4 separate regions of the Homo sapiens genome follow, and all the other regions are linked to region 1. Evidence: chromatin loops called from intact Hi-C (ENCODE). Cell type or tissue: mammary epithelial cell. All regions are shown on one strand. Links, peaks and the distances in the headings refer to the core of each region. The heading gives the core; the rest is flanking DNA.

The links. A loop is a pair of places that touch in the nucleus more often than their neighbours do. Peaks named below come from ENCODE experiments on the same cell type or tissue, not always from the same donor. Only the 100,000 strongest peaks of a DNase experiment are listed, where the experiment ranks them.
Region 2: it touches region 1 in a loop (14-fold over the local background); 47 of 110 quality-filtered maps call a loop at or near these places.
Region 3: a loop joins it to region 1, with 19 times the contacts of the local background. A loop is called at or near these places in 105 of 110 quality-filtered maps.
Region 4: it touches region 1 in a loop (18-fold over the local background); 49 of 110 quality-filtered maps call a loop at or near these places.

What each region holds. Positions count from the first base shown.
Region 1 is chr11:66,830,947-66,838,388 of GRCh38, reverse strand. TOP6BL (TOP6B like initiator of meiotic double strand breaks) reads right to left here. Exons shown (of 15, transcript NM_001302084.2): 13 at 1-19. Among named protein-coding and RNA genes, the nearest start is that of RCE1, 8.8 kb to the left of the region's middle. In mammary epithelial cell, for the core only: a CTCF peak has its summit at 3,951; no DNase peak of the experiment used is centred there; H3K27ac peaks cover 321 bases.
Region 2 is chr11:66,575,513-66,582,954 of GRCh38, reverse strand. No RefSeq gene overlaps it. Among named protein-coding and RNA genes, the nearest start is that of CTSF, 11 kb to the right of the region's middle. RefSeq lists an enhancer at 3,426-4,239. In mammary epithelial cell, for the core only: a CTCF peak has its summit at 3,802 (motif pointing left); a DNase peak (open chromatin) is centred at 3,694.
Region 3 is chr11:66,690,357-66,697,798 of GRCh38, reverse strand. SPTBN2 (spectrin beta, non-erythrocytic 2) reads left to right here. Exons shown (of 38, transcript NM_006946.4): 21 at 1,259-1,522; 22 at 3,436-3,660; 23 at 3,938-4,027; 24 at 4,353-4,613; 25 at 4,699-4,829; 26 at 5,059-5,263; 27 at 6,141-6,515. Among named protein-coding and RNA genes, the nearest start is that of RBM4B, 16 kb to the right of the region's middle. RefSeq lists an enhancer at 2,482-2,982. In mammary epithelial cell, for the core only: a CTCF peak has its summit at 2,898; a DNase peak (open chromatin) is centred at 2,868.
Region 4 is chr11:66,404,804-66,412,245 of GRCh38, reverse strand. It overlaps a transcript of NPAS4 not described here. Among named protein-coding and RNA genes, the nearest start is that of NPAS4, 13 kb to the left of the region's middle. RefSeq lists a silencer at 3,286-3,345. In mammary epithelial cell, for the core only: a CTCF peak has its summit at 3,631 (motif pointing left); DNase peaks (open chromatin) are centred at 3,215 and 3,615; H3K4me3 peaks cover 311 bases.

The DNA of each region.
Region 1 (7,442 bases), core at 1,402-6,401:
CCTTTTTTTCTAGGGTTAGCTGCTTAAAAAAATTAGAAGTCCTAAGTGAGTTTTGTAGAAACATGAACGAGCCCTAGTGAAACAGGAGTGTGCCTGGTGGCTTCACTGACCTCACAAGGTTATCTGCCCTCACCTGGAACTCCCTCTTCCTCCTGGCTCATGAATCCCCCTACCCACCCTCCAGTCTTCAAGGTTTCCCTCTGTGGATCCTTCTCCACTCTGGCCATTCACGGCACATCCTTTCTTCTCTGAGCTCCAGTCTCTTGGCTACTGCCTGCCCATTCCTCGGGCTCTGCATACTCTGCAAGTATCCTGTGTGCCCATTCATCAAGTAATGTGCAAATGTCCATTTTCTACACCCTAAATCCCTTCAAAGGCAAGGGCCATCATGCCTTTATCACTTTACAGCTAGCAGAGTGCCTTACACCAGGTAAGTTTGACTGAGAAAGTCAAACCTGGGAAGCCACAGGGTATATTCTGTAGTCATCGGTAGCCTCCTAGAGCCCTGCCACACTGGTTAGTTCAATAATTTGGACAGAGAAAAAGAGGTTCTTACTGAGACCAGAACCCAATCCTCCCAGCTCCTTTTCAAGAATACAGATGTATAAAAATAGGTATCTTCTTCCTCAAAATTAAAAATTCATAGCCAGGCGCGGTGGCTCATGCCTGTAATCCCAGCACTTTGGGAGGCCGAGGCAGGCAGATCACCTGAGGTAAGGAGTTCGAGACTAGCCTGGCCAACATGGTGAAACTCCGCCTGTACTAAAAATACAAAAATTAGCTGGCTGTGGTGGTGGGCTCCTGTAATCCCAGCTACTCAGGAGGCTGAGGCAGGAAAATTGCTTGAACCTGGGAGGTGGATGTTGCAGTGAGCTGAGATCACGCCATTGCACTCCAGTCTGGGTGATGAGTGAGACTCCATCTCAAAAAAAAAAAAAAAAAATTAAAAATTTGTGCTTCTCGGCCAGGTGCAGTGGCTCAAGCCTGTAATCCCAGCACTTTGGGAGGCCGAGGCAGGCGGATCATGACGTCAGGAGATTGAAACCATCCTGGCTAACACAGTGAAACCCCGTCTCTATTACAAATACAAAAAAATTAGCCAGGCGTGGTGGCAGGCGCCTGTAGTCCCAGCTATGCGGTAGGCTGAGGCAGAAGAATGGCGTGAACCCAGAAGGCAGAGCTTGCAGTGAGCCAAGATCACACCACTGCACTCCAGCCTGGGCGACAGAGTGAGACTCTGTCTCAAGAAAATAAAAATAAAATAAAATTTGTGCTTCCTATGAACAAAAGTGAAAAGTCAATCCACAAGAATGGGAGAAGACATTTACAAATCATACCTGCTAAGGTACTGTTACCCAAATTAAAGAACTCTTTTTAAAATTTATTTATAGGCCACGCACGGTAGCTCACGCCTATAATCCCAGCACTTTGGGAGACTGAGCCAGGCAGATAATGAGGTCAGGAGTTTGAGACCAGCCTGACCGACATGGTGAAACCCCGTCTCTACTGAAAATACAAAAATTAGCCAGGCGTGGTGGCGCACACCTGTAATCCCAGCTACTCAGGAGGCTGAGGCAGGAGAATCACTTGAACCCGGGAGGTAGAGGTTGCAGTGAGCTGAGAATGCTCCACTTCACTCCAGCCTGGGTGGCAGGGCAAGACTCCATCTCAAAAAAAAAAAAAAAAAATCATATTTTCTGTAGTGACGAGGTCTCACTATGTTGCCCAGGCTGGTCTCAAACTCCTGGGCTCAAGCGATCCTCCCACCTCCGCCTCCCAAAGTGCTGGGATTACAAGTGTGAGCCACCTTGCCTGGCCCAAGGTAAAGAACTCTCATAACTCAATAATTTAACAAACCAATTTAAAAATGGGCAAAAGAGGGCCAGGCACGGTGGCTCACGTCTGTAATCCCTACACTTTGGGAGGCCGAGGTGGGCGGATCACAAAATCAGGAGATTGAGACCATCCTGGCTAACATTGTGAAACCCCGTCTCCACTAAAAATACAAAAAATTAGCCGGGCGTGGTAGTGGGCGCCTGTAAGTCCCAGCTACTTGAGGCAGGAGAATGGTGTGAATCCGGGAGGTGGAGCTTGCAGTGAGCCGAGATAGCGCCACTGCACTCCAGCCTGGGCAACAGAGTGAGACTCCGTCTCAACAACAACAACAACAGCAAATGGGCAAAAGATTTGAATAGACCTTTCTTCAAAGAAGATATACAAATGGCCAATAAGCACATGGAAAAGATACTCAGCATCAGTATTCACTAGAGAAATGCAAATCAAAACCACGAAATTACTTCACATGCACTAGAATGGCAGTAAGAAAAACAATGACAACAGTTAATGAGGGTATAGAGAAATTGGAACCATCACACAGTGCTGGCAGGAATGTAAAATGATGCAGACTGTGGAAATCAGCTCGAAAGTTCTTTAAAAAGTTAGAACATAGTGTTATCATATGACTCAGCAATTCTACTCCTAGATATATACCCAAGACAGTTACAAGCATGTCCACACAAATATGCTGTTCGTAACAGCATATTCATAATAGCCGAAAAGTGGAAAAAACTTGTGTTCATCAACTAATTAATGGATAAAATGTGGTATATCAATACAATGGATTATTATTCAGCCATAAAGAATGGATGAAATTGTTATATGGTACAACATAGATGAGCCTTAGAAACATGCTAAATGAAAGAAGGCACATAAAGGCCCATGTTGTATGGTCCCATCTATATGAAGTGTCCAGAATAGGCAAATCCACAGAGATGGGAAGCATACTAGTGGTTGCCAGGGGTTGAAGGGAGAGGGGAACTGGGACTCACTGCGAATAGGTACTGCTAATGGCATGATGGAGATGTTCTGTAATTTTAGTGGCGATGGCTGCACAGCACAGTGAATATACTTAAAATCAATGAGTTTTATTCTTTAAAGTGGTAAATTTTATGGTATATGAATTATCTCCATGAGAGATCTATCATATATTGTTTACTAAAACAAGTTTTAGTTCCCAAGTAATTATATTCCAAGGAACATAGGAGGGGCAAAAATAATTCTAAAGACATAAAGAAAGAAACAGGATATTTTCTAAATATTTTTATCTTGAGACAGAACTTGGTTTTTTTTTTGGCTTTAGCTTGGAAAATCTCGTGTCATAGATAAATCTTTCTCCTATCTTGAAATTGGTCTTATCAAGGAACTACCCGCATTGAGATATGAAGCTCTGGGCCTCTCTGGTAGCCTTGCACACCCTTCATTCATCACCTGGTCCCCCAGATAAGACAGCCCTGACCTCAGAATACACCTTGGATTTAACATTCTATGGGACATTTATTTCTAGTCTACCCCCTCCCCCGACCCGCCGGAAACAATGCCTTTCCTTAGAAAATTGCCTCCTTGATACTACTCCTGCTCATTCTGGGTTTAAGTTCTCAGTCCCTACATATATCTATGACACTAAACCCTGGAGTACTATCTTGTTCACTCCTTCCTGGCCCACTGTCTCTGTTCAAACATTCAGGCTTAAAATATCCACTCCTCGCCAGGTGCAGTGATGCACGCCTGTAGTTCCAGTTACTCAGGAGGCTGACACAGGAGGATCACTTAAGCCCAGGAGTTCGAGGCTGTAGTGCACCATGATCACACCTATGAATAGTCACTGCACTCCAGCCCGGGCAACATAGCGGGAACCTGTTTCTAAAAAAATAAAAACAAAAATAATACCTTCTCCATTCCTGCATGACCTTTCCCTGAATATGTTCACTCTGAATACACACTCCCTCATTTTTTCAGTTTCTCAATAAAGCATATAATAGATGGTTTTCTTCCCTGTTACTCAAGAGGTCAGCTATTCTACCTTTCCTGTTTAGAAATGGAAACAGAATGGCCCAGAGGTCAAAGAATTTGACCTATCATCCTTAGTCTTGTAGTTCTAGCTGAAGCCACTGGGTGCCACTCTTGTACCACTAACAAGTTATTTATCACTAAATGGCCATTACCAGAGGATGTTGAGTGGAGAATCATGGGTTCTACTCAATGACCTGGATCACTCATCTGCCCTGGGCTTGCAACCTAGTCCTCTGTGTTAACAATATTACCAGGTTTCAGAGCCGGGAGCTCTCGGTACAAATTCTAGCCTTGCTATTTACTGACTGTGATTCTGGGCAAATTATGAAAGTTCTGTAATCAGTTTCCTCATCTGTAAAATGGGAAAACTATGACCTAATTTATAACATCTTTGCAGAGATTAAAGTGAAAATCTCGGCACAGATTAGGGATTCAGTAAGTGTTCCTTCTTTCCAAGACCTATGACTACTGGTAAGACCTTGAGTTCACTAGCCATATGCCAAATTAATTGGGCTATGAATGGCCCTGAGGCTATGAGCCATGACTATAGCAAAAGAACAGGGTAAAAGAGGTCAGATCTTTTTTTTTTTTTGAGACAGAGTCTTGCTGTGTCACCCAGGCTGGAGTGCAGTGGCATGATCTTGGCTCACTGCAACCTCCGCCCCCTAGATTCAAGCGATTCTCATGTCTCACCCTCCTGAGTAGCTGGGACTACAAGGGTGTGCCAACAGGCCTGGCTAATTTTTTTATTTTTAGTAGAGACGGAATTTTGCCATGTTTGCCAGGCAGGTTTCAAACTCCTGACCTCAAGTGATCCACCTGCCTTGCCCTCCCAAAGTGCTGAGATTACAGGAGTGAGCCACCGCACCTGGCCCAGATTATCTTTTTTAGGTCTTACTGGGATACCACAGAGGCCCAAGTAAAAGTACTTCAGAGGCTGAAGCACTCCTAGATCCTGAGGAGTCCCTCTGCGCTTATATCCTGGGTCCTATGATAACAGCACATGCCTTACCCTGAACCTGTCCCTAGAAAGCTGAAGATGTGGATGGCTGTAGTGAACTGCATTCTCCCCCACCCCAAATATGTCCAAATCCTAACCCCCAGAATTTGTGAATGTGAGCTTATTTGAGAAAAGTCTTTGCACATGTAATTCCAGATCGCAAGACAGGATTAGCCTGGATTTAGGGTGGGCCCTAAATCCCTAATTACCTGCCTGTAATCCCAGCACTTTGGGAGGCCAAAGCAGCCAGATCACCTAAGGCTAGGAGTTCGAGACCAGCCTGGCCAACATGGCAAAACCCCGTCTCTACTAAAAATACAAAAATTAGTTGGGCATGGTGGTAGGCGCCTGTAATCCCAGCTACTCGGGAGGCTGAGGCAGGAGAATCACTTGAACCCAGGAGGCGGAGGTTGCAGTGAGCCAAGATCGTTGCCACTGCACTCCAGTCTGGGCGACAGAGCAAGACTCGGTGTCAAAAAAAAAAAAAAAAAAAAAAAAAGGCAGAAAGATTTGAGAGACAGGGAGAAAGCAATGTGAAGATGGAGTTACAGTTTGGAGTTATGCAAACTACAAGAAACCAAGGTACAGTTTTTATCAGAAGCTAGAAGAGGCAAGACAAGGAAGCACTCTCCTCTAGAAACTTTGGAAGGAGTGTGGCCCTGCCAACACCTTGATTTTGGACTTCTGGCCTCCAGAACTGTGACACAATAAATTTGGATTGTTCTTAAACCTTCAAGTTGATGTTAATTTCTGACAGCATCCCAGGAAACTGATACAATGGATTTTAGCTTTATTTGCGCAAGGCGTGGACAGCGGCTTTCCAAGTCCGAGGGAAACTGGCAAGAGTATTTGCGGTGAAGCAGCTGAAAGGAACAGTGGACACGTTCCTGGGAAGTGCATCGTAGAAGGCACAGCCAGCCATGGAAGGGGTGGTGAAGGGAGCACTAACGGCTTTACTGCTGCTCTGTGCCTCTCTAATCACACTGAAGAGGAGGATGGTAAAGTCCATAAGATGCTTTGATCCTTGGGTGCCTGGGCACCTAAACTTCCCCACCCAATCAGGAAAGCAGAAGTACAAGGGGCAGAGCAGATGCAGAGGAGGTACCAAAGGCCCTGTTACTCATTTTCTCAGAAACAGTGTCCATAGCGCGGTGGCTCATGCCTGTAATCCCAGCACTTTGGGAGGCCGAGGCCGGAGGATCACGAGGTCAGGAGATCAAGACCATCCTGGCCAACACAGTGAAACTCCGTCTTTACTAAAAATAGAAAAAACAATTAGTCGGGCATGGTGGCAGGTGCCTGTAGTCCCAGCTACTCAGGAGGCTGAGGCAGGAGAATGGTGTGAACCCGGGGGGTGGAGCTTGCAGTGAGCCGAGATCACGCCACTGCACTCCAGCCTGGGCGACAGAGTGAGACTCCGTCTCAAAAAAAGAAAAAAAAAAGAAAGTGTCCATACTTGTTATAACTGTTGAGATATAAACTGACAGAGTAAACTGCATACATAGAAAATGTACAATTTTTTGTTTTTTTTTTTTTTTTTTTTGAGACAGAGTCTCACTCTGTTGCCCAGGCTGGAGTACAGTGGCATGATCTCAGCTCGCTGCAACTTCTGCCGCCCGGGTTCAAGCAATTCTCCTGCCTCAGCCACCCAAGTAGTTGGGATTATAGTTGCCTGCCACCATGCCCAGCTAATTTTTTTTATATTTTTAGTAGAGATGGGGTTTCACCATCTTAGCCAGGCTGGCCTTGAACTCTTGACCTCGTGATCCACTCGCCTCAGCCTCCCAAAGTGCTGGGATTACAGGCGTGAGCCACCGCACCCGGCCGAAAATGTACAATTTTTAAGTACACATGTGCATACCTGTGAAACCATCACACAATCAACATAATGAACATATTCATCTCCCTGCAAGCATCCTGCTGCCCTTTATAATCATTCCAACTCTCCCACCTCCCATCCTCTAGTAACCACTGACCTGTGTAGATTAGTTGGCATTTTATAGAATTATATGTAAGTGCAATCAAACAGTATGTACTCCTTTAGTTTTTGATTTTTTCACTTGCCATGCTATTCAGAGATTCATCCATGTCACTGTGTGTATCAATAGTTCTTTCCTTTTATTGCCACATAGTGTTCCTTTATATGAATCTACTACAATTTTTTTATCCATTTACCTGTTGATACTGGGTTGTTTCTCATTTTTGGGGCTATAACAAAAGTGCCATGAAGATTTGTGTATGATTCTTTGTGTGGAGATATGTTCTCATTTCTCTTGGGTAAATACCTAGGAGTGAAAGAGCTAGGTCATATGATAGGTATATATTTAACTTTTTAAGAAACTGCTAACTGTTCTCCGAAGTGCTTGTACCATTTTCCATTTCCACAAACAGTGTATGTGAGTTCTTTCTTCCACATGCTTGTTAACATGTGGTATAGTCAGTCCTTTTATTCCAGTGGTATGAAATGATTATCTCATTGTGGTTCTTTTTTGAACCTTTGTTGTGACTGATGATGTTGGGCATCTTATGTCTTTATCTGCCATTTGTGTATCTGTAGCTTCTTTCGTGAAGTGTGTTCAAATATTTTGTCCAT
Region 2 (7,442 bases), core at 1,513-6,512, 260 kb after region 1:
TTTCTCAGCATTCCACAAGTTACTTCCTTCTTCCTTTGTTCTCTGCCTTTGCCTCTTTTAGAAAGTTCTAAGTTGCTAGCCAATCGGGACAAATACAGAATGTGAGGTCCTCTTCCAGCCAATGGAAATTGGACACAGCAGTAGGGTGGATCCATCAGGTTATAAACAACCCAGTCTCCTTTGTTCAGTGCACTCTCGTGGCAAAACTGCTGGCGAGTATACCCTTTCTGCAGGAAGTAAAAATGGCCTTGCTGAGAAAATTAAATTTATGTTCAAGTGCTATTTCTTTGTGGCACTGGGGAAGAAGCATTTCTAACATCAGGACTCCACAGATATGGCAAAAACAGAGAGAGAGAGAATTTATAATTTTTCCATTTTCTTTAAGAAAATTTTTTTGGGCTGGGCGTGGTGGCTCACACCTATAATCCCAGCATTTTGGGAGGCCGAGGCAGGTGGATCATAGGTCAGGAGATCAAGACCATCCTGGCTAACATGCTAACACGGTGAAACCCCGTCTCTACTAAAAATACAAAAAATTAGTCTGGTGTGGTGGCGGGCGCCTGTAGTCCCAGCTAATCAGGAGGCTGAGGCAGGAGAATGGCGTGAACCCGGGAGGCAGAGTTTGCAATGAGCTGAGATGGCGCCACTGCATTCCAGCCTGGGCAACAGAGCGAGACTCCATCTCAAAAAAAAAATACTTTTTTTGTAGGCTGGGCACAACGACTCAGGCCCATAATCCCAGCACTTTGCGAGGCTGAGGTGGGGTGGGTCACTTGAGGTCAGGAGTTTGAGACCAGCATGGGCAACATGGTGAAACTCCATCTCTGCTAAAAATACAAAAATTAGGGTGGGTGCAGTGGTTCACACCTGTAAACCTAGCACTTTGGGAGGCCGAGGCAGGTGGATCACTTGAGGTCAGGAGTTCGAGACCAGCATGGCCAACATGGCGAAACCCTGTCTCTACTAAAAACTCAAAAAATTAGCCAGGTGTAGTGGTGCGCACCTATAGTCCCAGCTACTCGGGAGGCTGAGGCGGGAGAATCGCTTGAACCCAGGAGGCGGAGGTTGCAGTTAGCTGAGATGGCACCACTGCACTCCAGCCTGGGTGACAGAGTGAGACTCTGTCTAAAAAAAAAAAAAAAAAGAGAAAAATTAGCCAGGCATGGTGGCTCATGCTTGTAATCCCAGTTACTCCAGAGGCTGAGGCAGGAGAATCGCTTGAACCTGGGAGGCGGAGGTTGGAGTGAGCTGAGATTGTGCTGCTGCACTCCAACCTGGGCAACAGAGTGAGACTTTAATCTCAAAAAGAAAAAAAATTTTTTTTTGTAGAGACAGAGTCTCACTATGTTGCCCAGCCTGGCCTCAAACCCCTGACCTCAAGCAATCCTCCCACCTTGGCCTCCCAAAGTGCTGGGATTACAGGCATGGGCCCCCCACATCCGGCCCAGACAGATTTCTTGCAGCTCTTGCATCACAGGCTTCCACACTTGTACCCACCCCCACCCCACAGATGGTGGTGTTAGTCCAGGTGTGTGACTAGCTTCAGGTTTTAAATCAATATACGTAAATCTGACCAAACCTCCAAATGACGACTTGCCAGCTGGTTAAGGCAGGGATTTAATTGTTAAGATGTCATGCCCTCCTAGGTCTGCAGGCCTCAGACCACCTAAGATGACCTTTTTAAATTAAAAGATAATTCCTGAGAAGGATTTCGCACTGAGCCCAAAGCAAGCACTAGCTGAGTATTATTATGATTGTTGTTGAATGTCTCCTCTGAGTTATGCAAAGGTGAAGTGAGTTAGAGGTCATTCTGGGATTATGGTGTAACAGGAAGCTTTTGGAAAGCTCTAAAGTGCTATAGCCTGAGATCTTGGCAAAGAAAGTAGTGAGGAGGATGTGAATCCATTTGTGTATGAGGCCCTGGGGCTTTTAGGGGTGGGAGTGGAGGTGGGGAAAGTCAGTATCCCAATCTAACTCTTGACGTGATTCAGCAGGAAGATCTGGAGGTGGATCAGAGCTGCCCACGCAAGGCTAAGGGACAGTCCCTGAGATGAATTCAGTCCAGGAAAGAAGTCTGGTCTCAAAACATGAGGCCCATGGTCAGGCGCGGTGGCTCACAGCTGTAATCCCAGCACTCTGGGAGGCCGAGGTGGGCGGATCACCAGGTCAGAAGATCAAGACCATCCTGGCTAACACAGTGAAACCCCATCTCTACTAAAAATACAAAAAATTAGCCATGCATGGTGGTGGGTGCCTGTAGTCCCAGCTACTTGGGAGGCTGAGGCAGGAGAATCGCTTGAACCTGGGAGGCAGAGGTTGCAGTGAGCCGAGATTGCGCCACTGCACTCCAGCCTGGGGCCTGGAATGTCTATCCTTCTATCCATCTATCCATTCTATCCATTCATATGCCCATCCATCCCCATCCATTCATTCATTCTACAAATATTAGGGCAAACCAACTAAGGGCCAAGCCGTGCCATTTTTTCACCCTTGTTGACCTTAGTCCCTCTTGGGAGCCCCAACCTTATCATACTTGATCAAATTCACCTATACCCCATCTTAAGTAATGTGATATTGTAATTTTTTTTTTTTTTGAGATGGAGTCTCGCTCTGTTGCCCAGGCTGGAGTGCAGTGGCACGATTTCGGCTCTCTGCAAACTCTGCCTCCCGGCTTCAAGCGATTCTCCTGCCTCAGCCTCCCAAGTAGCCGAGATTACAGGCGCCCTCCACCATGCCCAGCTAATTTTTTGTATTTTTAGTAGAGACGGGGTTTCACTATGTTGGCCAGGCTGGTCTCAAACACCTGACCTCGTGATCCGCCCACCTCGGCCTCCCAAAGTGCTGGGATTTCAGGAGTGAGCCACTGTGCCCGGCAATCGTTGTTTTTGAGGCAGAGTTTTGCTCTCTTGTGCAGGCTGGAGTGCAGTGTCAGGATCTCCCCTCACTGCAACCTCTGCTTCCCGGGTTTAAGCAATTCTCCTGCCTCAGCCTCCCCAGTAGCTGGGATTACAGGTGTGCGCCACCATGCCCAGCTAATTTTTGTATTTTTAGTAGGGATAGGGTTTCACCATGTTGGCCAGGCTGGTCTTGAACTGCTGACCTCAGGCGATCCACCTGCCTTGACCTCCCAAAGCGCTGGAATTACAGGCGTGAGCCACCGTGCCGGCCGGTTTATGTTTAAGGAGGTCCCTCCAGCTGTGGCCTGCAGAGGAGCTTGTTGGAGGCAGGAGTGGATTCGGTCAGGCAAGCAATGGTGAGGGCTTGGTCATAAGCGGCGGCTACGGGAATGGGGAGAAGTGGACAGATTGGAGAGATATTGGGGGGAGGGCTGGACTCCAGGGCACTTGGAGATGGGCTAGACGTGCGGCATGAAGGCAAAGGAAGAATCAATGACATTTCCAATTCTCTGGACTGAAGAGCTGGGGGAATAGTGATGCCATATGCTGGGATGGGAGATTCCTGAGGACGGGTGAGGATGAAAACAATACGCAGCTCTGGCTAAGTTTGACATCCAGGCGTTGATGCTATGTAGGTGGTGTGAAGCGCAGGACCCAGATCTGTCCATTTTAACTTTTAGCCACACGTAGGGGATGTAAATTACGGCTGATTTTTATCCGGTGATGCCAAACTCCTCTCTGGCCCTGCCTCCCTGACTCAGTGGTTGCGCTTCGGAGTGCAGTGGCTGCGTGGGAGGTGAGAAGCCTGCAACTTCTTCCAGGGCTCCTGACACTCGGGAATGCGCAGGACCGAGCCTCAACAGCGCCACCGTGTGTCGATAGTCATGACCGCCGTGGACCCCCGACTCCAGTTGTTCTGCCAGCACCCTCAGAATCCAGTCCTCCCTCACTCCCCTGCTCTTTCGGACGAATTAATCACTGTGGATTCTGGAACGCTTAGCGGTGGGAAGAAGGGGTGGCCTCAAAAGAAAGAGGTAGGCCGGGCGCGGTGGCGCACGCCTGTAATCCCAGCACTTTGGGAGGCCGAGGCAGCGGATCACTTGAGCCCAGGAGTTGGAAACCTGCCTCGGCAACATGGCAAAACTCCATCTCTACTAAAATAATAATAATAAATAATAACAATAATAATATAATAGTGAAATATTGGCCGGCCTCAGTGGCACACACCTGTAATCCCAGCATTTTGGGAAGTTGAGGCAGGTGGATCACTTGAGGTGGAGAGTTCCAGACCAGCCTGGCCAATATGGTGAAACACCGTCTCTACTAAAAATACAAAAATTAGCCATGTGTGGTGATGCTGCGTACCTGTAATCCCAGCTACTAGGGAATCTGAGGCAGGAGAATCACTTGAACCTGGGAGGTGGAGGTTGCAGCAAGCAGAGATCGCGCCATTCCACTCCAGCCTGGGTGACAGAACAAGACTCCATCTCAAGAAAAAAAGAAAGAAAGAAATCTACATTTCCATATGCACAGCCTTGGTCAGGATCACACTAGAAGACATCTGAAATGGTCATTGTGAAGTGGGACTGTTCTCTTTTTTGTTTTCTCTTCCTTCCTTCCTTCATTCCTTCTTTCTTTCTTTTCTTTTTTCAGATGAAATCTCATTATGTTTCCCAGGCTGGTCTTGAACTCCTGGCCTCAAGTGATCCTCCCTCTTTGGCCTCCCAAGCAGCTGTGATTACAGGTGTGAGCCTGGCTTGGGACCACTCTTAAATACAGACTGATACAGGCATGTTAACTTCAGAGACATGATCTTGTGAATGGTGAATGACTCCTTGTAAAGATCTGAGCTCATGTAAGGAAAATTCTTTTGATTTACATTTAGCTACATTCCTGGAAAATTCAGTATATACTAAAACTGTGTATATAATATAATGTGTTTACATAACTAACAGAGTTAGGGTTTTCAGCTCATAACTATAAGCAGGTTTTCCACTCATGTAAATAACTTATAGGACATTAGAAAGTTGTGCAGGACATGGAACAATGATCTGTTTTGCAGGACTGTCCCAAACACTGCAGGGTGTCCAGCATGCCTGGCTCATGTCTACTAAAGATCAGAAGAGCCTAATCAGGCCAGGTGCTCTTTCTGTATGTACAAATAGGCTCCAAAAACAAAGTAACTTGCTCATGGTCACATAGTCAATTCGAAGAGGCAGAACCAGAATTAGAACCCAGGTTGGTCAGTCTGACTCCAAAGGCTATGATTTTACCCTCTTTTAAAATTTTTTATTTAAGAGAGATGCAGGTTTCTCTGTGTTGCCTAGGTTGGACTTGTGGGCTCAAGCAATCCTCCTGCCTCAGCCTCTCAAGTAGCTGGGATTAGAGGCACCCACCACCACACCTGGCAACTTTTTTTTTTTTGAGACAAAGTCTTGCTCCATCTCCCAGGCTGGAGTGCAGTGGTGCAATCTCAGCTCACTGCAACCTCTGCCTCTTGGGTTGAAGTGATTCTCCTGCCTCAGCCTTCTGAGTAGCTGGGGTTAGAGGTGCATGCCACCACCCCTGGCTAATTTTTGTATTTTTAGTAGACGCAGGGTTTGCCATGTTGGCCAGGCTGGTCTCGAACTCCTGACCTCAGGTGATCCACCTGCCTTGGCCTCCCAAAGTGCTGGGATTATAGGCATGAGCCACCGTGTTTGGCAAGAGCCTGTCTTTAAAAAAAAAAAAAAAAAAGAAGGCCCAGTGTGGTGGCTCACGCCTGTAATCCCAGCAGTTTGCAGCAGTTTGGGAGGCCGAGACGGGCGGATCACGAGGTCAGGAGATCAAGACCATCTTGGCTAACACAGTGAAACCCTGTTTCTACTAAAAAAATACAAAAAATTAGCTGGGTGTTGTGGTGGGCGCCTGTAGTCCCACCTACTCAGGAGGCTGAGGCAGGAGAATGGTGTAAATTAGCAAGACTCCCTCTCAAAAGAAAAAAAAAAAGAGAGAGAAAGAAAAACAAAATAAATTAAACTTTACTCCCATGTAAGCGTCTCATGCTCTACCGACTGAGCTTGCTGGGCCCTCCACTCTCTTGTAAAAATTGCTGCAGATTTTCATGCGTGTCCGTGTGAAGAGACCACCGAACAGTCTTTGTGTGAGCAACATGGCTGTTTATTTCACCTGGGTGCAGGCGGGCTGAGTCCAAAAAGAGAGTCAGCGAAGGGAGATAAGGGTGGGGCCGTTTTATAGGATTTGGGTAGATAAAGGAAAATTACAGTCAAAGGGGGTTGTTCTCTGGCGGGCAGAGTGGGGGTCACAAGGTACTCAGCAGGGGAGCTTTTGCTGGTTCTAGGACAGGTAAAATGGGGGAATTGTAAGGAGAGTTTATAGGCTTTAAAAGGCCATGCTGTAGCAGGCGAGTGATAACAGGCTTTAATCCTTTTAAAGCGTGCTGTGGGATGGGATCTTGGCATTGAGCGGGGTAAGGGTGATTCGGTTTTAATGAGATGGTAACGGGTGCGTGATCGGTCTCCAAGGAGGAAGTAGAGGTATCTTACACTTGTGGGTTAAGGTGGGGGGATACAAGAGGAGGACACAAAGGAGGCTTTGGATTGGGAAGAAGGGCAGCAATGAGATGTAGTTGTACTCCAGGAATAGTCAGGGAAGCAGATAATTTAGTTGAAGTGTCTCGGCCTAATAAGGGAACTGGGCAGGTGGGGATAAGTAAAAGGAGTGCTTAAAAGAGTATTGTCTAAGTTGGCACCAGAGTTGGGGAGTTTTAAGAGGTTTAGAAGCCTGGCCGTCAATACCCACAACAGTTATGGAGGCAAGGGAAACAGGCCTTTGAAAAGAAGGTAATGTGGAGTGGGTAGCCTCCGTATTGATTAAGAAGGGGATAGATTTACCCTCCACTGTGAGAGTTACCTAGAGCGTCTGTGATGGTCTTGTAGGCTTCCGAGGAGATCGGGCAGTGTCAGTCTTCAGCTGCTAAGCCAAGAAGATCTGGGAAGGAGTCAGTCAGAGAGCCTAGGGTCAGAGTTCCAGGGGCTCTGGGACTGGCTTCCAGGTGAGTTGAACAATCCGATTTCCAGTGGGGTCCCACACAGGTGGGACACGGCTTAGGAGGAATCCCAGGCTGCGGGCATTCCTTGGCCTGGTGGCTAGATTTCTGGCACTTGTAGCAAGCTCCTGGAGAAGGTGGTTCTGGAGGAACGCCTGGCCACTGCGGTTTAGGCGTTTGGAAGTTCTTGTGTGCTGGAGATGTGGCTGGGGTTTGTCTCACAGTGGAGGCAAGGAATTGCAACTCAGAAATATGTTGCTACTTGGCTGCCCCTATTATTGTACACCTTGAAGGCGAGGTTAATTAAGTCCTGTTTTGGGGTTTGAGGGCCAGAATTTAATTTTTGGATTTTTATTTAATGTCGGGAGCAGATTGGGTAATAAAATGTATATTGATAATAAGACGGCCTTTTGACCTTTTAGGGTCTAGGGCTGTAAAGCGTCTCAGGCTTGCTGCCGAATGAGCCATGAACTGGGCTGGGTTTTTTATATTTGATG
Region 3 (7,442 bases), core at 834-5,833, 140 kb after region 1:
AAGGAACAACACTGTAGCCAGGATATGAGGCATATATGCAGGTAGCTAAATCGAATCCAGAGCAGAATCTGATGAGTGCTGTGAGAGTGGCCCCGTTGAAGCCTGGGGAATAAGGAGAGAGGAGATATGGAAATTCTAGAAGCAGCAACATCCAGGGCAGTCCATGGAGGATGAGTAGAATTTGGACAAGTGGAGATATGGAGGAAAAGATGTTTCCAGGTAGAGAAAACCAAACAGAAAACCAGTGGTAGGCAGTGCCTGTTTGGGAGCAAGGGGGTGAGTGAGTCCAGCAGCAGCACAGAATGTGTGCAGGGCCCCATGGAAGAAGAGGTGGGAGAGAAGCCCCGGGAAGTCCTGACCACCACATGCGTGTGCTTCCAAGTGTTGATTGTGCTCAGGGTTGTGAAGCTACCCAGGCAGTGCTAGCCTTTGATGCTCTCCATCCTGACAGCCACAGCCACCTGCAAAATGGCCTGAAGGCAGTGTCTGGGTTTGTGTTCCCCTAGAAGCAGACCCTGAAACAGTGATTCTAGGGAGGTGTCCCCGGGAATGATCAGTAGGGGGGTGGAGCCATGAGAAGGGACAGAAGTCATGCCAGTTACCCCCATGGGCATCAGGAGCCCAACCCTCATGGGGCATTCTGCGGGGGTGTAGATGGAACACAGAACACAGCACTCTCACAGCCACGGCACAAGGATGCTGTGTGTTTATCCATCAGCTCCCTGTCTGTCACTGGTTGAGGGCTGCTTCTGGGCTTGTTAACTCTGTGGCTCTTCCAATTTGCCTTCCACACAGTTCAAGAGAGCACACTTCCCTCACCACCCCAGACACAGAAATCCTCAAGCAGAAAAGCTGGAAGTGGGGAAACCAGGTGGGACTCAACTTGCTATCACTGAAGTGAAGAGTAATGAGTTGAGAAATACAAAATGATGGCAAATAACTCAAGTCAATGTGCAGTGTGGTGCCAGAAACCACAGGCACCAAGGAACCCAAACTAAAGAGAGTGCAAGGGCTTCCTCGTTGAAATGCTGTTTGAGCTGGGTCTTGAAGGAGGAGTGGGGTTCATCAGCAGTGAGGGAACAGCAGTTTAGAAGGGATTTTAAACCTCCGTGAAGAGTGTGTCGATAAGAACACACAAGGACTTGGAATTATTGCCCACACTTCAGGTCTCTACTGCCCGTAAGGCCCCTGGTCTGCTCTCAGCCTCTAAAGTTCAGGCTAATTTGGGCACTTTGACATTTTCTGTCCTGCCTTCCAGGAAGGGCGAGAGCTCACCCTTGAGAAGCCAGAGCTGAAAGCCCTGGTGTCGGAGAAGCTGAGAGACCTGCACAGGCGCTGGGACGAGCTGGAGACCACCACCCAAGCCAAGGCCCGCAGCCTCTTTGATGCCAACCGAGCTGAGCTGTTTGCCCAGAGCTGCTGTGCCCTGGAGAGCTGGCTGGAGAGCCTGCAGGCCCAGCTGCACTCGGATGACTACGGCAAGGACCTCACCAGCGTCAACATCCTGCTCAAGAAGCAGCAGGTGTGCTGTGGGCCTTTGATGGGGATGGTGAACAGCAGAAGAAAGGGGCTGCAGCTTTCAAGATTTGGGAGGCCAGCTGAGGCCTGGCAGATAACACCTTCACTAGCATTTCCCAGAGTCATTTCTTTGGGCAGCCAGTATCAGAATCTCTAGGGATATGTCGCAGTCAGGGTTAGAGTTAGGAGACAGACCCCCTAATAATTTGACGATGAGAACTTCAGTAAAAAGAAATATTAATTAGGCCAGGCACAGTGGCTCATGCCTGTAATCTCAGCACTTTGGGAGGCCAAGGCAGGCAGGTCGCTTGAGGTCAGGAGTTCAAGACCAGCCTGGCCAACATGGTGAAACCCCGTCTCTACTAAAAATACAAAAATTAGCCAGGCGTGGTGGCGCACGCCTGTTATCCCAGCTACTTGGGAGGCTGAGGGCTGAGGGAGGAGGATAGCTTGAACCCAGGAGACAGAGGTTGCAGTGAGCCGTGATCATGCCATCGCACTCCAGCCTGGGCAAGCCTCTGTCTCAAAAAAAAAAACAGAAGTATAAATTAGTAAAAGGTGGTAAAGAGAACTCTATAGCAGGGGTCAGAAAACTTTTTTCAGTAAAGCACCAGATAGTAAATTTTTGGGGCTTCATGGGTCGTAAGGTCTATGTCACAGCCCTTCAACTCTGCCCTTGTAAGGAAAAGCAGCTGCGGATTATATGTAAAATAAGGGGTATGGCCAGGTGTGGTGGCTCACACATGTAATCCCAACACTTTGGGAGGCCGAGGTGGCCGGATCACTTGAGTCCAGGAGTTTTGAGACTAGCCTGGGCAACATGGCAAAACCCCATCTCTACAAAAACTACAAAAATTAGCTGGGCGTGGTGGTGGTGTGTGCCTGTAGTCCCAGCTACTCAGGAGGCTGAGGTGAGAAGATTGTTTGAGCCTGGAGAGTCGAGGCTGCAGTGGGCTGTGATCGTGCCACTGCACTGCAGCCTGGGTGGCAGAGCGAGACTTGTCTCAAAAAATTTTTTAAAAAGGGGTGCAGCTGTGGTCCAATAAAAACTTTATAAGGCTAGGCAGTGGGCTGGACTTGCTGGTCCCTGCTCTGAAGAATGCAGAATGGGAAGTGTAGGGAGCAGCTGACACCTCTGGGGTTGAGGAGTCCCCCAGGAAGGAGCAAGATGGCTGAGTCTCAGACCTCCTTGGAGAGGGCGGAGGCCCACTGAATGGCCTGGAAATTTGCTGGGGTATCACAGGCCAGAGCATGTCTGAAGCCAGCAAGCCAAGGCTGGCCAGCAGGAAGTGGCCACTAGAGTGCAGCAAAACTTGCCAGAGAGTAAGAGCCACCGGATCTCTTGCGCACTGTGGACAGTTTTGCTGTAGGAGGAAGAAAAGCACCTTGGAACCGTGGAATGCCCCACATCTGCTAGGCATTGTGGTGTCCCTCCAGCGCCCTCTGCTGACAAGGCCTAGATTGTGCCTGCTGGCAAAGGAGGAATGTTTCCAGGGGCCAGTTCCAGTGTCTCAAAGCAGGGCCACGATGGATTGGGGATGGAGAGACAATGAATTGATAATGGGCACAGTTATCACACTACCCTGGATTTTTTAATTTCAATCTTTTAGATTCGCGGGTGTGGGTGCAGGTTTGTTATAAGTTATATTGTGTGATGCTGAAGTTTGGGGTGTAATTGAACCCATCACCCATGTAGTGAGCACAGTACCCAATAGGGATTTTTTCAACCCCTGCCCTTGGATTCTTGTGCATATAAAGTTCGAGATCCACTGATCCAGCCCATGAGGGGATGCTCTCCCTGGGTGAGCTGCAGTGATGAGCAGCCACAGTGGGCTGGATAGAGACTGGTTGGTGTCTCTGCTGGGCATGAAGGCGGAAATGCAGAGCTAACATGTCCTTCCTCCTGGCGGTTTGCAGATGCTGGAATGGGAGATGGCTGTGAGAGAGAAGGAGGTGGAGGCAATCCAGGCCCAGGCCAAAGCACTGGCCCAGGAGGACCAGGGTGCAGGGGAGGTGGAGAGAACCTCGAGGGCCGTGGAGGAGAAGTTCAGGGCCTTGTGCCAGCCCATGCGGGAACGCTGCCGGCGCCTGCAGGCTTCTCGCGAGCAGCACCAGTTCCACCGCGATGTGGAAGATGAGATTGTGAGTCACTGGGGCCAAGGACGGCAAGCTGCCCCCAGCCATGTGGTTCTCCAGCCTCCCTCCTGGATGCCAGGGAGATGCCAGCAGGGCTCTATTCCCTCTTCTCTTTGGCATTGACCATCTCCCCTATAGGGAGACTTGGAGATGCCTCCCAGAACCAGAGATGACTGTTCCCCACACACAGGGCGGTAGCCCCAGGTGTCCCCACTCCCACTAATCAGTCCCTGCTGCTTGCCTTGCCCTCTGGGCCTCCACTGACCCCCTCTTCCTCTTCCAGTTGTGGGTGACAGAGCGGCTGCCCATGGCCAGCTCCATGGAGCATGGCAAGGACCTGCCCAGCGTCCAGCTTCTCATGAAGAAAAACCAGGTGAGGCAGAGGCTGAAGGCAAAAGAGAAGTTCCCAGGAGCCTGCCCAGACTTGGACGTGTTTTTTCTTAAGACCAGGCCCCCCTCGATGCTGAGTGTAACCCTGGACTTCAGTGGCTGTCTTTCCTCACCTTGGGAGGGTGGGTCCTCTCAGTAGGAGATAGTGGGGGCTGGGCGGCTGACGGGTGTTACCATCGCACCCCCAGGCTAGGAGAGGGAGCAGAGGACCCAGGAAGGAGAGAGGCACAGGGGTGAAGGGTGGTCTCCGGGAGCACGTGGGGCTGGGGCAGGACTTTCAGCATTTTCTCTTCTGTGGCCATGGGCAGACCCTGCAGAAAGAGATTCAGGGCCATGAGCCCCGGATCGCGGACCTGAGGGAGCGGCAGCGTGCTCTAGGTGCAGCAGCAGCAGGTCCAGAGCTGGCTGAGCTGCAGGAAATGTGGAAACGCCTGGGCCACGAGCTGGAACTTCGAGGGAAGCGACTGGAGGATGCCCTGCGAGCCCAGCAGTTCTACCGCGATGCCGCCGAGGCGGAGGCCTGGATGGGCGAGCAGGAATTACACATGATGGGCCAGGAGAAGGCCAAGGTGAGGGCCAGGACAGAGCCCAGTGTATGTGACCAGTTCTGCCCTCCCCTGACCTGATGCTGGATGCCACTGTCCCTTCCCCCAGGATGAGCTGAGTGCCCAGGCAGAGGTGAAGAAGCACCAGGTGCTGGAGCAAGCCCTGGCCGACTACGCGCAGACCATCCACCAGCTGGCGGCCAGCAGCCAGGACATGATTGACCACGAGCACCCAGAGAGGTGGGTGCAGCGGCAGCCCGGCCCAGCCTGGGGGTGGAGCCGGCTGCAGGAACAGGAAGGTGCAGGGAATGTGGAGCCTTCAGTGCTGTGTGCACGGAGCCTTCTAGAAAGCTGGAACACAGGGTGGGCGAGCTGTTGGGAGACTCAGAGGGACAGGGCTCCACAGAACAGACCGGAGGTCAGAGCTACACCCCTAAGTCCCACAGTGCCTCCCTCACTCTTCTTGCAGCACTCGGATATCCATCCGCCAAGCCCAGGTGGACAAGCTGTATGCCGGCCTGAAGGAGCTGGCTGGAGAGCGGCGGGAGCGCCTGCAGGAGCACCTCCGGCTGTGCCAGCTCCGCCGCGAGCTGGATGACCTGGAACAGTGGATCCAGGAGCGCGAGGTGGTGGCGGCCTCCCACGAGCTGGGCCAGGACTACGAGCATGTGACTGTGAGTGTAGGGAGGGCACCCAGCTCAGATCAACCGTGGGAAGAGTGGAGGACCCACAGGGAGACTAGGACCTAGTCCCAGGCAGAGCACTGAGGGGCTAAGGGGCAAGACCAGGCTGAGCAGGCACTGTCCTCCTGGTTTTGAGGTATATGATTTGAAGAGGCCGGGCATAGGCTCACACCTGTAATCCTAGCACCTTGGGAGGCTGAGATGGGAGGATTGCTTGAGTCCAGGAGTTCAAGACCAGCCTGGGCAACATAGTGAGACCCCCCATCTCTACAAAAAAAATTTTTTTTTATTAGCCAGGCACAGCCGTGCATGCCTGTAGGCCCAACTACTTAGGAGGCTGAGGTGGGAGGATCTCTTGAGCCTGGGAGGTCGACACTGCAGTGATTGCGCTAGTGCACTCCAGAGCAAGACCCTATCATCTCTAAATACATACACACACACACAATTTGAAGAATTGTACAGAAAGGGGACATGAAGCTGAGCTGAGACAAGGGCAAACAGGAAATTATCACTCACACTTTTCAACAGAATTCAACAAAACGGAGTATGATCCACCCCCCCGACAGTTTGGGGGCTTGGACCCTCAGTCGTACAGAAATATGGACCATAGTTAGGGTATCCTTGTCTGAAGCCTAAGGGTCCCAAGCACCTTGAAACGCCTTTGCTGGGGGTGGAGGGAGTCTGTCAAATACAGGGTCAGTGGGAAGCAGCTGCACCTACTCCTTAACCACAGGGAAGAAACCTGTCCCGGCCCCCATGCAGCGGGGAGAGGTGGGTTCTGAGTTTGGAGTGGAGGACTCGCTCCATCAGGCAGGGACCACATCCCCTAACATCACGGCATGGTCTGTCCATCTGCTTCCTCTACCAGATGCTCCGAGACAAATTCCGAGAGTTCTCCCGGGACACAAGCACCATCGGTCAGGAGCGCGTAGATAGCGCCAATGCGCTGGCCAATGGGCTCATTGCTGGGGGCCATGCTGCACGGGCCACCGTGGCCGAGTGGAAGGACAGTCTCAACGAGGCCTGGGCTGACCTGCTTGAGCTGCTGGACACACGGGGTCAGGTGCTGGCCGCGGCGTACGAGCTGCAGCGCTTCCTGCACGGGGCACGCCAAGCCCTGGCGCGGGTGCAGCACAAGCAGCAGCAGCTTCCGGACGGGACTGGCCGCGACCTCAACGCTGCCGAGGCCCTGCAGCGCCGACACTGTGCCTACGAGCATGACATTCAGGCCCTCAGCCCCCAGGTCTGACCCAAGCATGAGGAGGTGGGGGAGGCTTAGAGGAGGCCATGGGGGAAATGCCGGGGAGAGTTCCCAGGAGCTAGGGTAGAGCTCAGAAATGCTGGGAGGACGGCACTCTTTCGAGGGCCATTTCGAGATGAGGAAATTGCTCCAAGAAAACATCTCTGTTTGGCCAGGCGCGGTGGCTCTCGCCTGTAATCCCAGCACTTTGGGAGGCCGAGGAGGGCGGATCATCTGAGATTGGGAGTTCGAGACCAGCCTGACCAACATGGAGAAACCCCTTCTCTACTAAAAATACAAAATTAGCCAGGCATGGTGGCGCATGCCTGTAATCCTAGCTACTCAGGAGGCTGAGGCAGGAGAATCACTTGAACCCAGGAGGCGGAGGTTGCAGTGAGCTGAGATCCCTCCACTGCACTCCAGCCTGGGCAACAAGAGCGAAACTCCGTCTCAAAAAGAAAGAAAACATCTCTGGCAGGGGACATCTAGCCACTGCATTCACACTTTTGATGACAAGCCCCCTTGAGAGCCCATGATGTCTTCAGGGGTTCCCAGTGGCCAGGAGACTCTTCATGCTGCGCTAAATCAGCCTGTTAGTGCTTCCCAGGCTTGAGCTCTAGGCTCACACTCAGTAAGCATGGATCCTTCCTTCAACCACTAGAACCCATCAGCCCCTGCCTGAATCCCCTTTTCAGGCTAAGTAGCACGTTCTAGCAATCTCCAAGGTCTATCACATCCTAGACAGGCCTCTGAAAGTTCAACTGGCCAATGGCTCTTTTCCAGATCCTCCCCCAGTTAAGCCCAGGTGTCTAGATGAGACCCAACAGGGCAGAGTGTGGCCAGCCCCTGCCTTCATCTTTCCCAGCACCCCCACTCCCTGGCTCCTCCCCCTGCTTCTTTGGCTGTGAGACAGGCAGGAGGTGAGAGTGG
Region 4 (7,442 bases), core at 959-5,958, 430 kb after region 1:
ACCCTTCTGGTGCTCAGCAGCCCAGCTCCCCTTGCCATTCTTCCGGAAGCCAACCTGACCATGTTCTTCCCAGCTTAAGACCCTTGTGGCTCCCATTATCTCCCATTACTAAAAACTCCTCCAGGCTGGCACCTCCTTTCTTCCCCTTCCACCAACAGATACCTCAGCCTCCAGAGGCTCCAGCTTCAAGTCTCTCCTTGTTACTATCAGGGCACAGCTCGTAACATAGGAGTTTACAGATGAGGCACCTACCCACACCTTGTGTACCTGATGAGTGTATTAATTCATGAAAACCTCACAGCAGCCCTATGACATGCCAGCCATCATTACTCTCACAGGCCCTGGGCCAACAGAGAGGAAATCTACAGGGAACAGTCCGGGGGTCCCAGGAAAGACTGATGGGATTTAAGGCTCCAGTGGTCAGAGAAGGTCAGGGACTGGGCCGAGGGGCAACAAAGAGGAGACCCCCACGAGCAGGGAGAATGGTGCTCCCCATGCTGGGGAACGCGGGAACCACAGGGAGTTGGGTGAACCATGGTGAGCAGGGGAGAGTGACCCTTACGGCTGCTGATGGAGCAGCTTCTGAAGCCAAGAAGGGCTGAGCACTGGTGGGAGGGGAGGAGCACCAGGAAGCTTTGGTGGAAAGGACCATCAGGTTGAAGGGAAAGCCCCTGAATTGCCATCCCTGACAGGCTGTGAGTTGGGAGAGCCTTCTGCCAAGGAGTCCAAGGTCCAGGAAGAAGACGAGCTGAGCTCAGTCTAGATGTCAGCGGATTATGTTTGGTGCAGGGGAATAGTTCTGAATAGGAGCAGCAGAAGATGCAGATTCTGTTCCCAGCTCTACCACTAGCCTGCTGGGCGTGTTCTGCAAACCTCTCTCCCTCCCTGGGCCTCAGTTTTTGTATTTGCAAAATGGCAGTGGGTCAGACCCCTTAGCCTCAAAGGGCCCTCCCAACCTCTGGCACTTGAGCATCTCTGAGCCTGCTGGGCCACCTGTCCCAGTGCCTCTTGGGCTTTGGAAGTTGAATGCTGCAACCCCAAGCCCCAGTTTCAGGTAGGGATGAGCCCATTGCCCAATGCTGGGGTCCGAGTGGGCCTGAAGGCTCCCAGAGGACCACGTTCTCAGCCCTGGATGGGCAGGGACCCTGGAGACCTGGCCTGTGTGGACACAGGGGAGTAAGTACTGGGACTGAGCCTGTAGTTTTGCTTCTTCCACCCAACCCGTTGGGGGTCGTTCTCACAGCTTGGTGCTGGGTACACCAGGGGACTCACCATTGGAGGGATCCGATGGGTTCCAAGGTGCACAAAACAGACCCCCAGGTCATCCTCAGGTGGTCTACACAGCCTGTGGCTAAAGCAACTGCTGTCTCCAGCACTTCTTAGCTTCAGTCTGGTGAAAGGAAGAAAGTCCCCTTGGCAGTGTCTTACAGGCAGTCATAGAGGGACCCCACAGCCTGGCCAAAATGCTCAATTTCAGAAAATCCCAGACTCATAATTGGAGTGACGGCCCTTGAAAGATGGTCTTGGATGACTGAGACCTAATGCAGAGAGTGGAGTGACCCCAGTGACACACGGCCAGCACTTGGTGGAGGTGGACCCGGACCAGGTCCTTGGTTCATGGTGCAGTGGCCATGTGGGCCTCCCACAGGCTGTCCTCTGGGGCCCAGGTGCTGAGGAGCCTGGGCCAGGAGGCAGAGCTGTAGGTCCTAGTCTTAGCGGCACCCTGACTTGCTGTGCGACCTTGGCGAATTGTGTCTGAGGGCCGCCTGAGTCTCCCCCTCTGCACTGAGGGCTTGGCGCTGGGAGCAGACGCTCTGTTAAAGCACCATTCAAGGTCCCAGAGCTAGGCGCTGGGAGTGGACGCTCTGTTGAAGCACCTTTCAAGGTCCCAGGGCTGTACCAGAGCAGGAACTTCTCTCCTTGCCACCCTCGGAGCCCTCAAGTGCTGCTTGTGTGTTCGGCTCCACCTCTGGGTCCCCCATCCCGGTCCAGAGACCAGCCCAGAGATGTCTGGAATCCACGCAGCTCCTTGAGAATGGTCAGGCACTTCTCAGCTGCCCTCCCAGGTCCCGGTCAAACGCCTCCAGGAAGTGCTGCAGGGAGAGAGCAGAGGTCAATAGGACCGGGCAGGGGGTCCAAAGGGCTGGGTCCACTTGACTCTGGGGAGCCCTGCCGGACCCCTGCAGGCCACACCTACATCCAGAGGCCAATTGGTCCTTGTAGGCAGTCTGGGGAAATGTTTGGTTCCAGAAAGTTCCAGAGCTGGTGGCTGCAGGAATCCTTCAATGGAGGCGATGTTTGCAAGCAGCAGCAACCTAGTTGGTTGGTCGTGGAGTCCGTGGCATCCAGAAGCTTTTCCAAAAAGTCCGCCCAGGTCCAGACTGTGCTGGGGAAGGAGAGGCAGCTGGTGCCATGACAGAGGTGTCCAGCCCCTCTGCTTGGTGCAGGGCAGGGGCTGGATACTGGCACACGGGGCTGGCTATGCTCAACCATAAGGAATGCCTTGACCTCTGGCCAGGAGGTCAGCATCTGTGGGTTCTGGCCCATGCTCTTCCTCTAGGAACGTGCCATGTGGCCCTAGTCAATCACTACTTTTCTCTGGGCCTCAGTTTCCCTTCCAGTTTAAGGAGGGGGTTGGAGCAACTGGTAAGGGGCTTTCCCAGGATCCTAACTCTGCTCCAGGCTGAGCTCAGGGAGAAAAAGTTTAAGGGGTCGGGGGCGCCTGGAGGGAGGCAAAGGTCTCCAGGGTCCCATGGTGGCCCCAAGGGTAGTGAAGTCCTCACCTGGTGTTTTCACCCTGTGGCCTTGTCCAGAGAGGATCCCCGAAGGCGCTAGGCCTGGCATCTCGTTTCTTTCCAAGGTTTGGACAGAAGTCTCCCCTGTTGGAGGAGCAGGGCGGGGGCGAGGGGCAAGGGCAGGACTTCCCTTCTCCCTGGTTGAAATGTCTCCATAGAGGGTGGGGGGCGCTAAGATGGGGGTGGTGGGGGCGTGTGGCGCCGGGGACTCCCCGGCCCGGCGCGGGGCTCGCGGCTCGGGGGCGGGGGCAGCTCCCAGGCTCTGGTGGAGCCGCCACTCCGCCAGTTGCCTTAAAAAGGCGCCAGCGCGCGCGCATCAGCAGAAGGGCTGCGGCTCTCTTCCAAATTAGGCAAGAATTGGGAGGCCGCGGGAGACTAGCTGCGAGAAGAGCGCGGACGTCACCCGGGGCCTCCCTCTCCCTCCCGCTCCCCGCGCCTGCATCACGTCCCCATGGCAACGGCGTGCCTCGGCGGCGATGAATGAGCCACTGCGAAGACCGGCGCGCGCCGAGATGCGCGCCCCCTCCGCCAGGCGTCACGGCCCCGCGGCTGCCCAGGGTAAGGGGGTGCAGCCCGGCGCCCGGAGGAAGGGATGCCCCACTCAGATTCCCAAAAGCCCAGGACCCATTCATTCCCAGCTGATCTTGTTGTGTCCCGGGAGCCCGGGGAATACTCCGTCCAGGGGTCCTTGACCCTCTGGTTCAGGGCTCCCTGGCTCCCAAGGCCCCCCTTACCCGGTCTCCGCTCTCCCCCGGTCAGCCCTCTGCTCCCCAAAGCCTGCGGCAAACCAAGCATTGTGTGGCTTAGCGCCACCGCGTGGCCGATTGTGGGGCTGCGGCGGGCGTGCTTGGCGGCTGGAGTCCCGCCGTCTATGTCGCCCTCTGGCGTCTGCAAGAGGGGAAGAGCATAAAAGAACTCAGCAATTTTCACACCAGAACCCTGATTAACGCGGGACTCATTCTTACCACTTAGGATTAACTTGTGATCAATCACACTTGTGATTAACGTTCAGCGAGCGCGCTCCATGTGTTAGGCACTTGCTACGTGCTTTCCTCGTATTACTCCATTCTCACAGCAACTCTGTAATGCAGAATATTATTATCATTTTATTTTACTTATTTTTTGAGACAGGGTCTCACTCTGTCATCAAGACTGGAGTGCAGTGGTGCGATCTCAGCTCACTCCAGCCTCTGTCTCCTGGGTTCAAGCAATCCTCTCGCTTTAGCCTCCTGAGTAGCTGGGATTACAGGCGCGCACCACCACACCCAGTTAATTTTTGTATTTTTAGTAGAGATGGGGTGTTGCCATGTTGCCCAGGCTGGTCTCGAACTCCTAGACTCAAGCAATCTGCCTGCCTCAGCCTCCCAAAGTGCTGGGATTACAGACGTGAACCACCGCTCCTGGCCTATTATCATTTTAAAGTGAGAAAAACTGAAGCCGAAAGAAGTTGTGGCTTTGCCTAAGATCCCATAGCAGCACGGGGCAGAACGGCCTCCTGCACTCAAGACTGTGAAAAGTGCTCTTGGGCCCTTTCACTTCCACACCCCTTGTCTCTTTTGACCAGCCTCACAGTCTCTTGAGATAAGCAGGACAGTGAGCATTAAAATCATTCCCATGTACAGATAAGGAGACTGAGACTGGGAGAAGTGAAATGGTTTTCCGGAGGTTTCAGACAGCCAAGGGTGGAACTCAGGTCTCTGGGCCTCTGACCCAGAGCTTTTTAGGATGAGGTAGCAGGGTGAAAGTGAGTCCAACACATCTCTGTGAGCCCCTGCTCCTTAGGATGAACGAAGGAGCCCATCCTAAGCTACTCCACCGTTAACAAACCAAGCAGCCCACAGTCAGGAGAGGGTCAGGGGGTCTCCCTATCTTCCAGCGTTTTGGGTGTTCATAGGAGCTAGATGCTCCAGTCTCTCCCCCTCCTCCCCAATTATCAATATCTCTAATTTTATTTTATTTTATTTTGAGATGGAGTTTTGCTCTTGTTGCCCAGGCTGGAGTGCAGTGATACAATCTCGGCTCACTCACTGCAACCTCCACCTCCTGGATTAAAGCAGCTCTCCTGGGTCAGCCTCCCAAGTAGCTGGGATTGCAGGTGCAGCTAATTTTTGTATTTTTTAGTAGGAACGGGGTTTCACCATGTTGGCCAGGCTGGTCTCAAACTCCCGATCTCAGGTTATCCGCCTGCCTGGGCCTCCCAAAGTGCTGTGATTATAGGCATGAGCCACTGCACCCAGCAATATCTCTAATTTTATATATACTGTGTTTCGTGTTTGAATGTTGTTGTCTTACGATGTAATCTTCCTGCTGTGGTGGAACCCTTGTACGTATCTACTATTTAGTGAGAAAAATGCCTCCTCTTTGCTTGCTGTTCTTAACGGGTTGGCGTTGTTTTTCAATGAATCTTCTTGGGTCTATTGCTTTCTTGATTTTCTTGCAGAAATACTGATCTTATGTAAGTCTTTGGAGGCTGTTGATAGCTTGTTCTTACTGGCTTGTATTTTCTTTTTTCTTTTTTTTTTTTCAGATGATGTCTCACTCTGTCACCCAGGCTGGAGTGCAGTGGTGCGATCTCAGATCACTACAACCCCCACCTCCTGAATTCAAGCGATTCTCCTGTCTCAGCTTCCCAAATAGCTGGATTACAGGTGCCTACCACCACACCTGGCCAATTTTTGTATTTTTAGTAGAGATGGGGTTTCACCATGTTGGCCAGGCTGGTCTCAAACTCCTGACCTCAAGTGATCCCCCCACCTCGGCCTCCCAAAGTGCCAGGATTACAGGTGTGAGCCACAGTGCCCAGCCTGTGCTGATAACATTCTATGGCTTTCTCTGTGCACCATTAGGTGAGAGAGGTTGGGAGGCACTGCTTCAGGACTACTTAGGGGCATCATCAAAACTGTTGATCTGGTGGATGTGAAAATGTATCTCGTTGTGGTTGCCCTTAATACTGATGGGGTTGAACATCTTTTCAAGTTTATAGAACATTCTTATTTTTTCCCTCTGGAATATTCATGTCTTTTACTTAATTTTCTCTCTCTTTTTCCTTTTCCTTATTGATAAGTCATTGTGGATACTATTTATTGCTGTATCGATCAGGGTTCTATTGCAGAAACCACTCTTACCATTTTAAGCATTAAGGGATTCTGTATAGGGTTTTAGTGTTTATAAAATAATTGGAAGAGCTGGAGAAATGGGCTATTAATTGGACCTTCAGAAATGACATAAAAAACAACCCTGCAGAATCAGCCCACCCCAGGGTACTGTGAACTCTGCCGCAATCTGAGGCTGGAGAATCCTCTGTCCTAACCGCTGGCTCTGAGTGACATCACTTTGGCCAAGGATTGGGAAGCTGCTATTGAGAGCGTTGATTCCAGGAATGCACTGCCTTGGCTGGCGTCTGAGGGATAGAAAGTCAATGTCAGGACTGTTGGCTCCAAAACTGGTTGTGCCTGAGCATTGCACGGCAGGACAGATGCCTCCTGCACAGCTGCCCATCTCACGGGAGTGCCTCTGGCTGGCGGGATCTAAGTCCCTTGCTGTAAGCAAGTCTGGGAAACAGAGTGTTTCTCTTTGTAGAATCTGAAGAACAGGAAAGCACACTGGAAAGAGATTGGGAGAGATCGTGAGTTAACCAATTTACCACGCCTGCCGAATCCCACCCTTTCAGACACTCAACATTCATTTGTGCCCTCATCCTCAAACATCCAAACAATGACATCAACCACCATCCGGCCCCAACACAAAAACTCTCTCTTTCTCATACAAAGATAAAAGTACTAAGTCACTCTGTATTAGTCTGTTCTTGTACTGCTATAAAGGAATAACTGAGACTGGGTAAATGATAAGAAAATAGGTTTAATCGGCTCATGCTTCCGAAGGCTGTACAGGAAGTATGGCAGCATCTGCTTCTGGGGAGGCCTCAGGGAACTTACAATCATGGTGGAAGGCAAAGTGGGATCAGGCTTCTTCACAGGACTGGAGCAGGAGGAAGAGAGAGCAGGGAGAGGCGCTACACACTTTTAAACAACCAGATCTCACTCACTTACTATCACAAGAGAACAACATGGAGGGGACGGCGCTAACCCATGCATGAGAACTTCACCCACCTGGTCCAGTCACCTCCACCAGGCCCCACCTCCGACATGAGATTCGGTGGGGACACAGATCCAAGCCATATCACACTCCTTAAAAGAGAACATAGTAGCTCAGTCATCACACCCATTTCTGGGTATTATTCAACCTTCTTTGGTTCAATCCCAATTCCATCTTGATATCCTGTAACTTGTGGACTTAAAATATGAACCACCATCTGTACTCTCTATCAGTTCTCCACCTTGAGAACACTGACATTTTGGGCCAAATAATATCTGTTGTGGGGGACTTTTCTGTGCATTGTAGGATATTTAGCAGCCTCCCTTACTCTACCTGATAGATGCCAGTAGCGCTCCCCTTTCCCAAGTCATGGCAATTGAAAATGTCTCTAGACATTGGCAAGGGTCCCTGTATTAGTCCGTTTTCACACTGCTATAAGGAACTTCCTGAGACTGGGTACTTTATAAAAGGAAAGAGGTTTAATTGACTCACAGTTCTGCATGTCTGAGGAGGCCTCAGGAAACTTACAATCATGGTGGAAGGTGAAGCAGG